Regions from separate parts of the Mus musculus genome. Here region 2 is linked to region 1. A link is a loop called in an ENCODE intact Hi-C map of the cell type or tissue named here. Cell type or tissue: gastrocnemius. All regions are shown on one strand.

The links. A loop is a pair of places that touch in the nucleus more often than their neighbours do. Peaks named below come from ENCODE experiments on the same cell type or tissue, not always from the same donor. Only the 100,000 strongest peaks of a DNase experiment are listed, where the experiment ranks them.
Region 2: a loop joins it to region 1, with 1.8 times the contacts of the local background. A loop is called at or near these places in 2 of 42 quality-filtered maps.

Annotation. Positions count from the first base shown.
Region 1 is chr11:44,720,408-44,728,407 of GRCm38, forward strand. The region is part of intron 6 of Ebf1 (early B cell factor 1); the gene reads left to right. Among named protein-coding and RNA genes, the nearest start is that of Ebf1, 110 kb to the left of the region's middle. In gastrocnemius, no CTCF peak of the experiment used is centred here; no DNase peak of the experiment used is centred here; H3K27ac peaks cover 2,425 bases.
Region 2 is chr11:44,662,775-44,670,774 of GRCm38, forward strand. All of the region lies in intron 6 of Ebf1 (early B cell factor 1), which reads left to right. Among named protein-coding and RNA genes, the nearest start is that of Ebf1, 49 kb to the left of the region's middle. In gastrocnemius, a CTCF peak has its summit at 4,189; DNase peaks (open chromatin) are centred at 2,674 and 3,388; H3K4me3 peaks cover 1,370 bases; H3K27ac peaks cover 3,931 bases.

The sequences.
Region 1 (8,000 bases):
AGTGTGCCATTTCGGTTAAGCCTTTGAAGCTTCCAGAACAGAAATACTTAGGGTGTGGGCACTAAATTTTTCAGGTTGTGGACATTTTTCAGACTAGGTGAAAAGCATGCATAGCATTACTTTGTGATTAGGCATGATCAAAGCCCTGATCAAACCAACAGCATTTCTCTTAAGTGCTAAGCTCTCAGTGACGGTCCAGTGTGGGCCTGTGATATGATTCTAGGAGACACACAGATGCCTTACTTTTTCTTTTAAAAACCTTATTATTAATGGTATGTTTATGTGTGTATTTGTGTGTAGGTATGTGAGTATTTATGTGTGAGTATGTGCACATGAACGTAAGTGCCTGTGGAGATCAGAAGAGGGCAATGCATTCTCTGGAGCTAGATTTACAGACTGTTGTGAGCCACTCAACAGCGCTGGGAGCTGAAGTTGGGTCCTTTGCAAGAATGGCAAGCATTCTTGACTGCTGTACTATTGACGTCTCTCCAGTCCCTGATTTTAATTATTGGTATCAGGTACTTGCTTTTAAGACTGCTTTCTATTTACTGGTTATATTTTAAAAATATTTTTCCCTAACTGAATTAGGAACAATTTAAAGAGAAGCCATAAGTAAATGATAACAAGAGCAATGGATGGATTGGCAAAATGATATGCCAATAATTGAAGCATAAGGAAGTGGGAATAGTTGAAGTTCAACTTTCTCATCATCTACTTAGCCATTATGTATGGAATGCCTCCTTCTTTGAGTTACTGCACACAACAAATTGGGTTGAATAAATTCAGAATAAGTCCCTACCCTCACGGAGCTCTATCCTAGGAGGGAAAGGAAGTAAATATGTAACATAAAGGCAGGTAGTTTATAAAGCAAAACAAATCAGGATCAAGGATAGAGCTTTAGGAAGTAGATGGTTGGGGGACTTCAGAAAAGCTTGTCAAGGAGTTCACAACTGAGAGGAACCTAGTTGGGACTGAGTTCATTGGGTAAGCATGCATTGCTTTTGGTGTTGGCTTTAATATGTACATGACTGGTTGGAAGAAGCTCATAATATGGGAAATAGAAGTCTCTTTTTTTTGAAATCTTATTTTTATGTGTGTGGTTGTTTGACTAGATATATATATCCCTCCTCTGGACTATAGGAACTGCACACAAGGTGCATATATATATATATATATATATATATATATATCCAGTCAAACAACCACAAGGTGCATATATTATATATATTACATATATATGTATAATATATATATATATAATATATGCACCTGTGTAAATATATATAATATATGCACCTTGTGTGCAGTTCCTAGAGTCTAGAAGAGGGCATTGAGTCCTCTGATACTGGAGTTACAGACAGTTGTGAGCTGCCATGTAGGCCCTGGGATTTGAATTCCGGTCCTCTGGAAAAGCAGCCAGTGCTTTTGACCATGGAGCCATTTCTGTAGCCTAGGAAACAGAAGTCTTATTAGCATACGATGGAATAGACTATGAGAATAACAGTGTAAGAAGGAAACTTTGGGAGCGAGGAAGAAAGCAATGGCTTTTCTAAGGGATGGAAAACGAGTCCTCAAATGTCTTAGAGGGCATACATGTAAAGTGAGTCTTTCAGAATGAAGAGGTAGCTGGGGAAGAAGACAACAACCTGAGTGTGTGCAGGTACACAGTATCATGTAGTCTTTGTAGGTGGTCTGCAGTGGCTCTCCAGCAGATACTGCTGAATGGAAGAACCGCATAAGGAGTGCTTTGAGGTTTCCAGCACACTGGGGCTGAGGCCAGGTGTGGGAAGGGGTGCACTGCAGCATTCTGGTCTTCTCTCGACCAGGTCTCTGCTGGAGAAGATTGACAGGTAGCATCCCTCCATACTTACAACACTTGTCTGTCAGTTTGGGGCATGCGTTTGCGTGGGATGAAGAGTAGCATCAGGAAAACCTGGAGAGTTGGGGAAATAGATCAAGAAAGACCCAGAAAAGAGTGATTGACCGTGAAGAGCCAACTAGATTGGGCAGACTGGGCTTTCTGGGTGGATTTAAGCAGCAGCTTAGTCAGTGTAGAGGGCAGAAGCTGCACCTGAAGGCACTGAGGGGTAGATGGGGACCAGCGAGTCTGAGGGTGGAGATGAGAAACTGTTTACAGAGTCAGAGATGCCAGAGCATCTCACACTGAGTTTGCTGTGTGGAATGTTGGTGTTTTCTCAGAACATGTCTGTTTGTCTAGTGCTGCCCATGGATACAGCTGAGCAGTTCATCTGCCCGGACTGTGCTCTTGAGTAGGTCCCCGTATGTGTCTCTCCCTTCTGTTTGGACAAGAGGTCCGTAGGACCACTCAGGGTCTGATAATTCTAGGAGATCACACTCAGACCTTGATTGGGACCAGGAATTCACTTTGCTGAGGACTTGGAGCCCACTGGTTCTCTTTTCTATAGGGGAATGTTTTAATGTACACAGCTCAGGTTGTGAGAGAACCCTTGTGCTATCTGTGGATAAATGAGGAGGGACATGGGGATGTGAACACAGAGGTAGTTATTTGCATGCATTATTCAGGCCCTTTTAAACTTGAATAGGAGGCATCAGAGATGTAGCTCAGTAAGAGAATGCTTGACTATGCCGGAGTCTTTGGATTTGATCTTCAGTGCCATTTTTTAAAAAGTAGATCTCATCTAGAAATGGAAGAAATGAGAGCTAACCTTCCTGTGTCATCAAGTTCTTGAGTGAACTTGATGCAAGATCCCAAGAGTTAAAATATCAAACTTGGCCTTTCAGTTGTAAGGAATGGAAGGGAGAAGGGATATATGTTAGTGTAGAGAAACAAAATCAAAACAAACAAACAAACAAAAAATCAACAAAATGAAAGTGTGTTGCTTTGTTTTACAGCACCTAAATATTTAGATATATGATATACTAGCCTCTTTTTATCAGTTACAGACCTAAGTGCTTCAGTTCTTTGAATTTGTTGACTATAGACTAGAAATACAGCTACATATCTAGTGTGTAGAGGTGCAGTTCCCAGAAGGCTTTACAAGTTGGCTATTACTAAGCACAACATTTTCTCAAGGCATCATTATGATTTGCCTCACATTCCAGCAGCATCCATGTGTTTAGCATCCTTGGAGCCCCATAAAGAAACACACAGAGTAAACGTTCATCATCCAGGGTGAGCCTGTACTTAGGCACTTTAAGAAGGAAGATTTGGAGACGGTGAGTACATCCCCTCCCCATTTGGGGGCTTAAAGGGAGAAATCATATCCTTTCAAATCACAGAGCAGTCTTTGTGGCTAACCTATAGAATGTGATTAATTGAAATATTTCATAAAAATTTAGAAAAATTGGAGCTGAACCATCACCAATTTACCCAGGAGATGTATTAAGAAATTATATGCTTACAAGTTATTTATAAAGTCTTGGACATAGTTCTTGATCTGATTAAGACAATACTAAGTACTTCCAGAAAAATTCTTTTCTAGATAAAAGATCCAAGAATTCAGTGTGATCATCACATTTATCCAATAAAAGAGAGGGCGTAGGAAAAAGTGAATTCCAAATAAGTCCTGTGTAATACTCCTGAAAGCCATGAGGTCACCAGTAAATTAAAGTTTGATTCAGGACCCAGAATCTGTTATAAGGGTTTTGTATTCTCCAAGGCTGGATGCCAGACTGCCAGAAGCAGAGCATATCCTTAGAGAAGCAGAATTGAAATGGTTCTGGTGTTGTTACAGTACTTGACCCCATCACCGCACAACTGGAATCCAGGAGGTTTGACTAACACATTTAGGGGGTGCGCTTGCATGCATCATACTACAAAATTGCATTGATGTTTCAGACTGAAGAATGAGATCATACTCTTAGCTCATAGTTTCGGATCAGGGCTGCCCTAACCTCTAGGTGGGGTGGTACAGAACACTCTGGGATAGGAAATAGATAGGGCCTAAGGCTTTACTGTGCATCTCGCTGGAGCCAAGAAGGGTGCTGGGTTCTTTCTTTAACTGTCCAGTGAGTCCCGACCAGCTCCTGGCAAGAAAGTCAGTGAGGTTAAGGAGTATAGCAGAGCTCACAGAGAATAACACATGTTAGATTCTGGCAGTGTAACGTCCTACTCTGGGCTTTTTTAGCAACACCCAGTGGAGTGTCAAAAGGATTCGTGCACAGGAGATGGCTTAATTTCCTAGTCTCAGGGTTGCAGACAGGAGTTGGGAGTTGGATAGTCACAGAATCCTGTGGTATTTGTGTGTCTATGTAATTTGGAAGCAGACACCTCAAGGGATCCCCCAGGTTTAGAGCTGCTGATCCTTTGCCCAAAGGTTTTCCCTGCAGTGTGATTATTATTAAATAAAGTATCACACCAGGAAGATGATGCCCCTTAATACTTAGGTTCTAGTCATCTTGTGGTAGCATCATAAGACTCCAAGAGCAAGGGGATATTGAGAAGTGGAAGACAGAAGATCTGGGAAAGTCACTGTCCTACACTGTGTGGCTGGAGTCCCGCCAATTATGAGGCTGACACTGACACAGAAGAGAAAGTGTTCTTAGAAGTTGGCCAAGATACTAAGAGATGCCTGTCTTAGTCAGGGTCTCTATTCCTGCACAAACATCATGACCAAGAAGCAGTTGGGGAGGAAAGGGTTTATTCGGCTTACACTTCCATGCTGCTGTTCATCACCAAAGGAAGTCAGGACTGGAACTCAGGCAGGTCAGGAAGCAGGAGCTGATGCAGAGGCCATGGAGGGATGTTCCTTACTAGCTTGCCTCCCCTGGCTTGCTCAGCCTGCTCTCTTATAGAACTCAAGACTACCAGTCCAGAGATGGTCCCACCTACAAGGGGCCTTTCCCCCTTGATCACTAATTGAGAAAATGCCTTAGAGTTGGATCTCATGGAGGCATTTCCTCAACTGAAGCTCCTTTCTCTGTGATAACCCCAGCCGTGTCAAGTTGACACAAAACTAGCCAGTACAATGCCTTAATGGACAAAGCCTAATGTTACTAATGAGAGGGTCCTGGTGTCTCTCAGAGGATGTCTTAGCCCACTGGATGTGTATTGTTATGGGCCAAATGTGTGCCTTTCAAAGTTTCTATCTGCTCTCAGATTGTTCATCTGGAACAAAACCCACGGAACATGCTTTCTAGTTGTGAAATTTTCCATGATGGGAAAAGCAACCTTGAATTTTCTGCATTAGTAGTTTGAATTTTCCGAATGAGCTGGGGAATTTTTATTACTCCGTACTGACAAGAGGGAAGAGTTCTTGTTTAATGAAACAAGCCACTCATAAATTTTTCACCTTGGTGACTTGAGCAGCCCCTTATTGGATCTCTTAATGTAATGGTGTATTTGAGACTTTTAAAGTAGAAATTAATGTCTACGGAAGGTAACTTCAAATGGCAAGATGGGAAACAGGGGTGCAGCTTAGTCTTCCTTGTTCTGAGGCATCAAACTCCCATCATCACTGATGCTAAAGTCAGAGGAAACGGTAGGCACAGAGTTCCAGGAACTTGACTCAAAAGGAACGCAGAGGAATAGAGTAGAAGAGAAGTCATCGATGTCAGGAGACTCCTCCCAGGTTGAGTCACTCCCTTGTGGCTATGTTCGTACAGTCAATCACAAGGCATGTTCAGTGTGTGTGTGTGTGTGTGTGTGTGTGTCTGTGTGTGTGTCTGTGTGTCTGTGTGTCTGTGTATCTGTGTGTGTCTGTGTGTGTGTGTACACTAAACTTTGTGAATTAGAACTTTCAAGATGGCTGAGTTGGTGAATTTGGGCAAAGCTACCCGATGTCATACCCAAGTAGTGCCTTGCGTGAGCTTTCTCACTGAGCTTGTAGAAAACTCAGTTTGCACATCTATCTGTTCATATTATTCAAGGTTTCCACTTGTCTTTCCTCAGTGGAAAACTGTCAGAAGCTCATCAACTTGGTCCAGAGTAAAAAGACAGGACAGTGTTCTCTTTGCTCTGAGGTGGATTTCAGAGGCTTCCTGCTGTCTGTTCTCTCCCTGCTTCCTACCTGCCAGAACGTTTGGCTAAGGTATGGGGAGTGGTCTGAGGATGAGACATAGATGATCGCCATGCCTCACCTCACCTGTCTTCCACTTCAAAAAGTGGATGCTGAAATCCTTTCTCCCAGTGCCGAAGGTGATGGGAAGTCGGCACTTGTATTTCTCTTTTCTGCTTGTTTCTTTAGAAACTGCACCCCAGTGATCTTTTTCTCCATACTCTGATTACTGCTTGAGATTTTTGCAGTTAGACACGTGTAAACATGCTAATGGTTCTGGTTGGTGTCTAAGGGGAAAAGTCATTTGTTCCCTTTTAATTTCTTTCTGATCATAGTTCTCAACTTGGGTTTCCAAGACCAGCTAGAGTCAGACACAGAGGCCATGGTGGGCAACGTTATACATCATGAGGTGTTTTATCCTTATTATAAACCTACAGCATCCCCAGAGCACTTAGGACCAATGTGATGGGGACCATTTTCCAGTTATGGTTTAGAGGCTAGTCATTCAGTTCTTTGGTGTCTACTTCCACTTATTTCTTCCTGTTTTCCCCTTTCCATAGCATCTCCCATTATCACTGCCATGGCTGTGACTAAAATTTTTATTTTCATTTTCAACTGAAAAACACTGAGACTCGAAGACCCCTCCCCCACCTCTGTAATCCATCGATTTGGTATCTGTGCTGGAGACCAAGCAGAGCCTTCTTATAGGTCACACTCAACCCCTAATAAATCTAAGGAAACAGCAGGGCTCTTAATATACCCCCAGTGAAGGTAAATCTTATGAGATTACATTTCAACAGCGAAAAAGACAGGCAGAATAATTTCGGTGTGAAATGTGTAAAGCCATATTTACAGAGCATCTCTTGATGCTGTTCCCAGATGTCTTTAAAAAGAAACTTTTTAGCTACATACAAAGAAACTGAAAACCAGGAATATAATTAATTGGCAAGAAATATAAATTTATTATAAAAAAAAGAACATCAACAACAAAAACAAACCAAAAACAATTATAACAACTTGATGAAATATATACTTTTTGAGATATATAGCATCAACATAAAAAAGGAAGAATGTTAGGATCCAGAAATGGTATGTAAGTAAATAAACTTTAATTGGTTTGACGATGCCCTTTTTCCTGGCAGTGCCAAGAATTCTAGCATTATAATTACATAGTTCTGGGCAGACATGTGGTTTCCATTAAGAAAGACTTGTGATTGACCGAGTTCATGAAGCATGTCAGGGAAAACACATCCATGTCTCTACAGGAAGGGAACAAGAATGGGTCTAAAAGGAACCACACAAGATACACGTTCATAAATAGTTTTAAAAGGGCACACATTTTTAAAAAATTCTGTTGAAAATAAAATTATTAGAGGAAGTGATTATGAACACTTTGGCTCCTATCTCTGTATGACCATAACACAGGGCCTTCGATTTATGGAACAGGAGACCTTTCTTGACCTAACAAGAATTTATTTAAGAATTCAGGGAGGAAAATATTGAGGAAATCTTAGAGGAAGAAACTGCAGCTTCATGGGTTTAAATAGCACAATCCCCCTGGCTGCCCCTCACCCCCCACCCCAGTCCCACTTTTCTCTTTAAATGGCCTTGCATTAACAAGACTTGTCATATCTATTCTCTTAGCCTAATGTGGTGAACGAGGTTGGGCTAATGGTCTCACTCTATGCAACCCCACCTCATGTTTTTAATAGAAAAGGAAACAGGTTTGGAAAGTTGGTGTGTTGCTGAAGGTCTTGCAAGTAGTGAATGCCTTCAATTTTAAAACTCTGCAAAAGCGTTGAGTTCAAGTTAGCTTGGGCAACTGAAGAGAGGTATTGTAGCTCTTACAACACACAGAAATCTTATAAAATAGCTTTGATGTAGATGGATAGAAGGATGGGAAGGCACTACAGGGAAGGGTGGGTCTCCAAGAGGGTTTTAAACAGGATTCTAATGATTTGCCTTCATCGCCCAAAGTAACTACAATATTGAACAGTTTGTTTTTTTCTGCCTTTGCCTAAA
Region 2 (8,000 bases), 58 kb before region 1:
AGCAGCCAGCAGCAGCCCTATGGTGCTTTGGCCAACAACCTCTTCCAGTGGACACGAACTGGCCATTTATCCCAAGGAAGTGCCCCAAGGTGGGATCCTCGGCTTTTGCCATCTGATTGTGATTTAGCCTCGGATTTTAAAAGGGACAGACAATAGATTTTTCTTTCCATACCTTAAGAAGTTTATTTTTTTGCTATGCAATGACCTTATTACCACTTGGGGATTCCTTCCTTATTTTGTGTCTATATTTGTATTGCTTTGTTAAGGGCCAGCATGTTTGCATACAGGCCATTCCGCTTGTAGTTCTATATTTCTGTGGCAGACATGTAGAGACACACATCTATGTGTATGTGTGTGATAGAGGGGGTTGAAGGAAGGAAAAGAGGGGTGGGAGAGAGAGCAGAGAGAACATGCAGTTCTGTGGCCTATAAACGAGGGGCCGATGTAGACTGTGTTAACTTACTTAGTCTTTTCCCGGGTTATGGGTGGACTGTCTTGGGTGGTGACTGGCATTCACAGTTATACACCCTTGTGCTATTGTGCTAATTATTGGTGGTGGTAACGATAATGTAATAGCCAGCACTTCTTAAGCTACATGTCTGCTACACGTACTCTCATTTAAACCTTGCAGCCCTACTCACGAAGTGTTCCCTTTCTCTGTTTTATAAGGAAGGCAACCCTAGCTCCAGGAGGTTAAATAACATGTTCAGGTTCAGCGCTGCTGTTAGATAGGGGAGCCAGAAAGCCAACCCTGCTGTGTCCAGCCCCAAAGATCAGGATCTTGATCACGACACTCTTCTGTCTCGCTATAAAAACTAACATTTCCATTTTCTGAGTGCTGCCTAGAATACATTCATTTAGGCAAATTTCCACCCTTTGCTGGCGTAATTGCTATTCCTTTTTGTTGGTCATTGCTCCCCTGGGCTTCCCTCAAACATGGTCAGAGGTGCCCTAGACTTTTTAAAGATTGAAGAAAGGCCACATGGCCCTGCATAATTTGACTGAGACAGCTGTGCAGTGGGTTGTCTCATTTAAATTACAACCACAAAAAGAGATGTGCCAGCCATCATAGACACAAAGCTAAGGGCAGGAACATGAAACCCGGGTTCCTAAACCTGCCCGGGGCTGCTGTCAGAGGTAAGCAGCCTTCTTAGCAGGGTCTCAGGAACCACTGAGGAGATAGCTAACTTCCCCTCTTGTGCCCCCCAAACAATTATCCCTCCCTCAGGCTTCTCCTGAAGGCTTGTCCCCTTAAACTCCTAGGGAGAAGGATGTGTTTCGATAGTAATTCCAGCCAGGCATAGTTGACAGAGGTAGGAGCTTGCAGAAATCCACTGGAGAGTTAGGGAGAAGTATAAAGGTGTTTACAAGGACATCTCATTGTGGCTGGGATTTAGGGAAGCCCTTTACTAAACACTGAACCCAGGAGCTGCAGACTGAGTCTCTGGGAGACTCATTTGATGGGGCAATCCTGCCTTTAACACAGGCTCTGTTACCAAGTTTCACAGGTGTGTTTGCACATTGGCTGTTTTTCTCTATCTTTCAGAATTAGGAGTCCCACAGTCGGTTTCTTTTCTACATTTAACTCTTTTATTTATCCTCCTCTCCAAAATTAGGACACGTGCTGAAATGCCTGTATTGGCATGCTGTCTCTCTTATTTTGGGGAAAGTTTTTCTTATGTATTTCTTCCCGTTTAGTGACCTCTAAATATAATTTACTCTTGTTACTTTACTCTGTTTCCTAGCCTAGTTCTTAAAAAAAACAAAACAAAACAAAACAAAACAAAAAAAACCTATTCCTCATATATGCTTCTAAAGTCAGTCTCTCCCCAGTATTTTTATTTTGTTACAATACATGTGTCTTTTGAAACAAATGTAGCAAGTTTCCCAAAAAAGTTCACAGCAGTGCTCTGTCTTTTTATGGGCAAGTATAGCTTGAGCCAGTGTGGGTAGGTGTCGTTCACATCTGTGGAAATACATGATTGTGGCATGACTTTTGTATTTTGGATAAAGCCAAAGAGTGCATTTTAGGACTAAGGTTGAGGGTGGGCAAAGTTATACATGGTGGGTTACAAAACAAAAAGACATGTAAGTTGAATGGGGATTTATTTCGAAGAAGAGAATGGTGGGTGGGTTAGCCAGAGCAGAGGGACTTCTGTGAGCAGACTCTGTTAGATACATGTGTGAAAGTGTCCAAAACTAAATGAACGTAAAAACTAAGTCCACGTAATCAACAAATATGTAAACTATATCTGTGAGAGCATCCTATTAATAAATTGGATGGAAATGTAAAAGCACGATTAATGGAAGATAGAGATGGTTTGTCTCCATAGAGGAAACAAAACAAAACAAAACAAAACATGAGATAAACCGAACATGGACAAACTGCTTGTGTTGGGCTGTGAATGTAACTACTGCAGCTCAGATCTGCAGGGATGGAGGCCCCAGGAGCAGGAACACCCCTTTTCTCACCCCCCTGCTCCATGACTCTCAGTAGTGGCTTTGTGGGACCTCATGAATTACTTCTTACAGTTGAGGCTCTTTGGTGCCGAGTGCGCTGTGGGCAGCGGAGCCCAGAGCCGGGCAGTCGGTGTTTGTGCTGTTGTTAGCGACACGTAGCGAGTTCCTCCTGAACGGAAAGGCCCCGGCTCCAGTTTGTCGCCAGTGAAAGCGGAGTCGCACAGCAAATGTGGAGCTGAGCCGAGCAGCCTGGGGGTGGGGGACTAGCCTGCAAAGGGGAGGGGCCCAGCGCCACCGGGTATTTGTTTAGAGGTGGGGATGGGCAGAGTAATAGAGGTTAGGGCGCACGCAAAGAAAACAGCTGGAGGGGAGCTAGGAACCCATGCTATGACTGACCTCCTAAATGCCACCCCCAACCAATTACATCTCACTACTGGTTGGAATATTTGCAGGAAAAAAAAAAAGGTACCCTTTGTAGTGTGGTTTTCTTTCCCAGGATATCCTGAGCCTGTCTCTGGGTGGGTTTTTCCGTGGGTGAGTTGGTTAGGAGATATCTCCTATGCCTTTAAGAGGTAAAAACACGTACAAATGCAAATGCAGAGACTTTAACACTTCCCCCCCTTCCTAACATTCATATAATTGCTGTTAAGCCACATTGAAAACCCTGGGGCCCGGTGTTCACCAGGGTAAAGTTACATTTCACAAGCAGAAAATTGACTCACCACTTAGGAAAATTGGCTACCAATTATGTGTCAAAGGCTCTAAAGTCAGAGCTCAGAATTTTCTTTTTGCTAGAATGTGGTATTAAAAAGGGCACAGACAAGCCAGCCCTGGCCCCTGTGCCCTCTCGGGACCTGTGGGACCTGCTGACTTTCCTTGCAAGGTTTCTGGGCCCCAGCAAGGAAGAAGGGATCCTGACCCCTAACCCAGGGCCAAACCCAACAGCCGGAAGATGTCACTAGTTAGAAGTGAACACACACACACACACACACACACACACACACACACACACCTGTTAAAATGATGCCCCTGGCTCCTTGTGAGAGGCCTCTCTTAGCCTGGCACTGTCCAGACGCCTTTGGCTGTAATTGAGGCTCATTAGGCCAAGAGAAGAGAGGGAAAAGAGAGGGCATCTGAGGGCCACACTGTCAGGGGACATTTGCTGCCTCTACTGACAGGGTCACAATGTGTCCACACCATGTGCAGGGCTACTTCTAGAGACTCGTTGGTTCCTTTTGTTGAGGGATCAGTTCCTATCCAAATCCCAGGCAAGAGACAGGGGAAGGGACAGAGAGAGGGGCATGGAGGAATAGATGGAGGGAGGGGTGGGATGGGATGGGGGAGACCTAAAGGAGAAAAGAGAGACAGATACAAATCCACAGAGATTTGTAGAGTCAGAGCAATGGAGAGAGCAAGAGAGAGGAGTGGAAGGGAGGGATGAGAGGAAGGGAGAGAGGGAGGGAAGGAGAGAGGGAGGGAAAGAGAGAGAAGAGATTGGAAGAGAGAGAGAAGATAGGAGCAGGGTGGAAGGGAGCTTGCAGACTCTGAAGGGTGAGAGAATATTTTTATGTAACCCCCACCACCTCTCCCTTTTCTCCTGCATCCGCTTTCTTGACAAAGTATGGGCTTTCTTCCCAGGCCTGTTTTCTGTTCCTGTCACAGCGCCTTCACCCCTGGCTTTATTTTTAATGCCTAGATATTAAGCCTTATTTATTGCTTCACATTCTGCCTCTAGAGGGAGAGAAAGAGAACGCATCAGGACATGGCAAACTGGGGAAATCTGCTGGGCTGTATGGGAGAAAGTTTTTCAGGACAGCCAGGATGTCAAATCATATTGGCGATTACCCCAGATAAGCCTCCCTCCTAACAACAGGATGCAATATTTAGTGGTTTGAGTGAGAAAAACCAGCCTCATTTTGCCTTCTGGGAAATCTTCTGCTAGCTATTTCTGTTCAATTCTTAACTTTGGACAATTTCCAGAGTTCTCCAGAACCAACTACCTTAAATCTTCTTTTCTTTCTGATTTCCCTTTTCTCTTTTTCTCTTCCTTCCTTCCTTCCTTCCTTCCTTCCTTCCTTCCTTCCTTCCTTCCTTCCTCCCTTCCTCCCTTCCTCCCTTCCTCCCTCCCTCCCTCCCTCCCTCCCTCCCTCCCTCCCTCCCTCCCCCTCTCCCTTTCTTCCTTCCTTCCCTCCCTCCCTCCCCCTTTCTTTCTCTCTTCCTTCCTTCCTTCCTTCCTTCCTTCCTTCCTTCCTTCCTTCCTTCCTTCCTTCTTTGTCTCTTTCCTTCTTTCTTTTTGGCTTTCTTGCTTTTTTTTTTTTTTTTTTGACAGAGAAGGTTGTTTTGTCTAAGGGATGGCATTTTGGGGCTTGAGTTTCTAATATCTGATTTCAGCTTTGTTCTGGCATTTTGGCTGGAGTCAAGGGAAGAAAGCATCCACAATTCGCTCAATGTTTCATTCACTCTGGAGTCTTTATTGGGCTAAAGACTTGGTGTTTCCGCTTATTTGCCAGGACGCAGAGGTATGTTTTTCTGATCACAACATAAACACCTTGATTGGCTTTTGCCCTCCTCTGAGCGATATCTCCCTGTGCATCTGAAAGATATTTTTTTTGTCAGTTTTGAGGATCTCACAGGCTCCCTCAAGTGCCGCTTAATTAGAGGTCTTCTATCCACTAAGTATTTTCTTAAATGTATAATTGATTGTGCAAGGAAGGAAGAGCGGCAGGAGAGGAAATCATACATCACTTCATTATTAATGGCAATGTCTAAATAAAATAGACTTTGTCATGCTAATGGATGACAGAGCATGTTTAATGTTAAGTCAGGATATTTCGTTTTCTTTTCTGTTCTGAGGCCAGTCTTAGGAAGTTTTAAGTAGCGCTGAACACATCGATAGACGTGATCTAGTAGAGTGAGTTGTGAATGAGGACAGGGGCCAAATCAATGTGGAAAGTCTGCAAGGGGAAGGTATGGGAAAATGAAGAAGTTGGAAAGCCGCATACATCAGCTCCATTTTACTCCTTGTGAAGAGGTGGGATTTTTACCTGGATTTCATTTAGAAGGGGTGTAGTGAGTGCTTACATGCCTCTTGCTGCAGCATTCCCCAGATGTTCTTGCTGAACAGAAGTGCCCTGCTCTTGCAGAACAGAATGGCCCTGCCCCTCACCCAGAGAGCCTTCCAGATGTTTTTGGTGGGAGTTCTTTAGAACAGTGCTTTTTGGATCCTGAAATGGCTGGTTCCAGTAGCACAAGTCTATGTTAGTTTGAAGTTTCACCAAAGTAGCCTTTCTGTAGGGACTGAGATGGTGGCAATCTCTGTGGGAACAAAACCATGAGGTGAGTGGAGAAGAGTAAGGAAAGATAAGAGAAAAGTAAGAGGGCGAAGACAATGGGTGTAGGATGTTATTGATGGTAATATTGAGGCAGCAGGTGTTGGATCCCATCAAGATTCCTCCAGAGTCAAGTGATACATACCTCCCAGAGTTGTGATCTGATTTTGTACATGTGCATATATGCACACATGTGCACACACATGTTCAATCATTTGGAGGCCAGAGTTTGATGTCAGATATCATTCCCTATGTCTCCCGACCTTATGTTTTGAGACAAGGTCTTTTATTAAACCTGGAGTTCACCACTTTAGCTAGATTGCTTGGAGAGCAAGCCTCCGGGACTCGGGACTTGGGCATCTCTCTCCCTAGCTAAGATTTTGGGCATGTGCGGCCACACCTAACAGATTTTTTTTTAACTTGAGTGCTGAGGATTAAACTCAGATCCTCACGCTTACACAGTAAGAATCTCACTGACGGAACCATCTAGACAGCTCTCGGAATCACGTTCTCAAAGGACAGGAAGCTAGATACTTATCTCCTGGTTCCTGCCCTCTGTTGCTGGAGGGTTAATCTCTGGGTAACCAGAGCCAGACTGTTCCAAGGGGTCCTTCAGAGTTGGCATGGCATAGAAGAGAGCCTTCTTACGATGGGATGTGACAAAAGTCAGAGGTGTGTCCTGGTGAGGAGGTTCTAGACACGACTCTTGCAGAAACTGAGTGTGAAGATCCAGAGGAAGTGGACCAGAGCAACTGAAGCCCAATAGCCCACCCTTAGTTTTAAACTGAGTGTTCCCTGTGTGCGTGGAAGTGGTTTTGCTTACTTCCTTGTCAAGCCCATCAAGGAATGTGTGCACTCATGTATAATGAGTCCTGGAGGTGGCTACTGAAGGACTAGACACTGCTCATCTTTGTCTAAGTGTGTTTGTGTGTTTAGGTGAGTTGTTGTAACTTTGCTTTGGGAAATTGAGGACCAATATATAGAAAACATGGGACCTAGCTCCTGTCAGGACCAGGAGTTACAAAGGTTTATGAGAAATGGTAAACCTTGGGTGGCTCTGTTAGCTGTGGGATGTTTATGCTTCATCAAGAAACAAGGGTCAGAAATCAGGTTTTGATGGGGGGATTTGGGAGAAATATGCAGGTAAGGTTTTGGGAAGAGTATCCTGCAGAGGAGGAAGTAGTGGCCCATGGATATGTGGCAGCTGATGGAAAAGGCGTAAGGCCAGCATGTAAGGGCCCAGAAGGACTCTCAGTTCAGGGTTTTCTGTTGTAGGGAGTAATTATTTTTCATGAAATGGGGTCCATAAGGATCCGTGTTGATGAGCTCACTGACTGAATATGAGCTCTCGTTTCTACTTCTCAGACACTGTCATCTTCCTGTGGTACAGTTTTCTCTGTCCCTTTGGTGGTAGAATACTGAGGAAGATCCCAGCTACTGTCTCTTATCCCTCATCTATAGCCACACCAGATGCCCTTTCACCCTCTTCCCTTTGAGTCTCACGTCTATCTCCAGTCTTCTGGACTTCCATCATCTCTTCCTATCAGGGGCTAGAGTTAGTCAGAGAGGGCCATTCCGATTCTCATTGGACTGCACTGTCCTCTAGACTAAAGTCTGCCACCAGCTGTTCTTGCCCCACTGCTCTGACTGAATACTTAAGAAAGACCACTTGAGGGAGAAATGACTTATCTTAACTCAGGGTTTCAGGGTTTTAGCTTACAGTCCCTTGGTTCTTATTTTGTGTGCCAGTGATGTGTTAGTATACTATGACCTTCTGACAATGAAGGAGGAGGTGGGGGAAAGTCCGAGGAAGGGGACCAGGGAGAGGGAGAAAGGGGTACTCCTAACAATCTACTTTCCAAGTGCCCCACTTTTCAGCTGGGCCTGCAAAGTTTCCAGCCTTTAACAAAATGCACTATTTTGGTGACACTCACCAGCTGGGGTCCAAGCCTTCAAGACAAGAACCACTTTATATCCAAACCACAACAAACAGATTCTTATTATTCTTAGGATAAGAGCCAAGTTGCTTATTCTCACACAGTTCCCATTGCTTCTGTCAGGCATGTCCATTCTGTCTTTTGTAAGTGCACGTCATCCGCCAGAGTCTAGCCTCCTCCCTTAGATTCTCAGCCATTCCTTCATTGCTATCCCCATCTGAGTTAAGGTTTGTCAGAGGATGCTAGAAGCTCCTGTAGCAAGGGGCTGTGGACA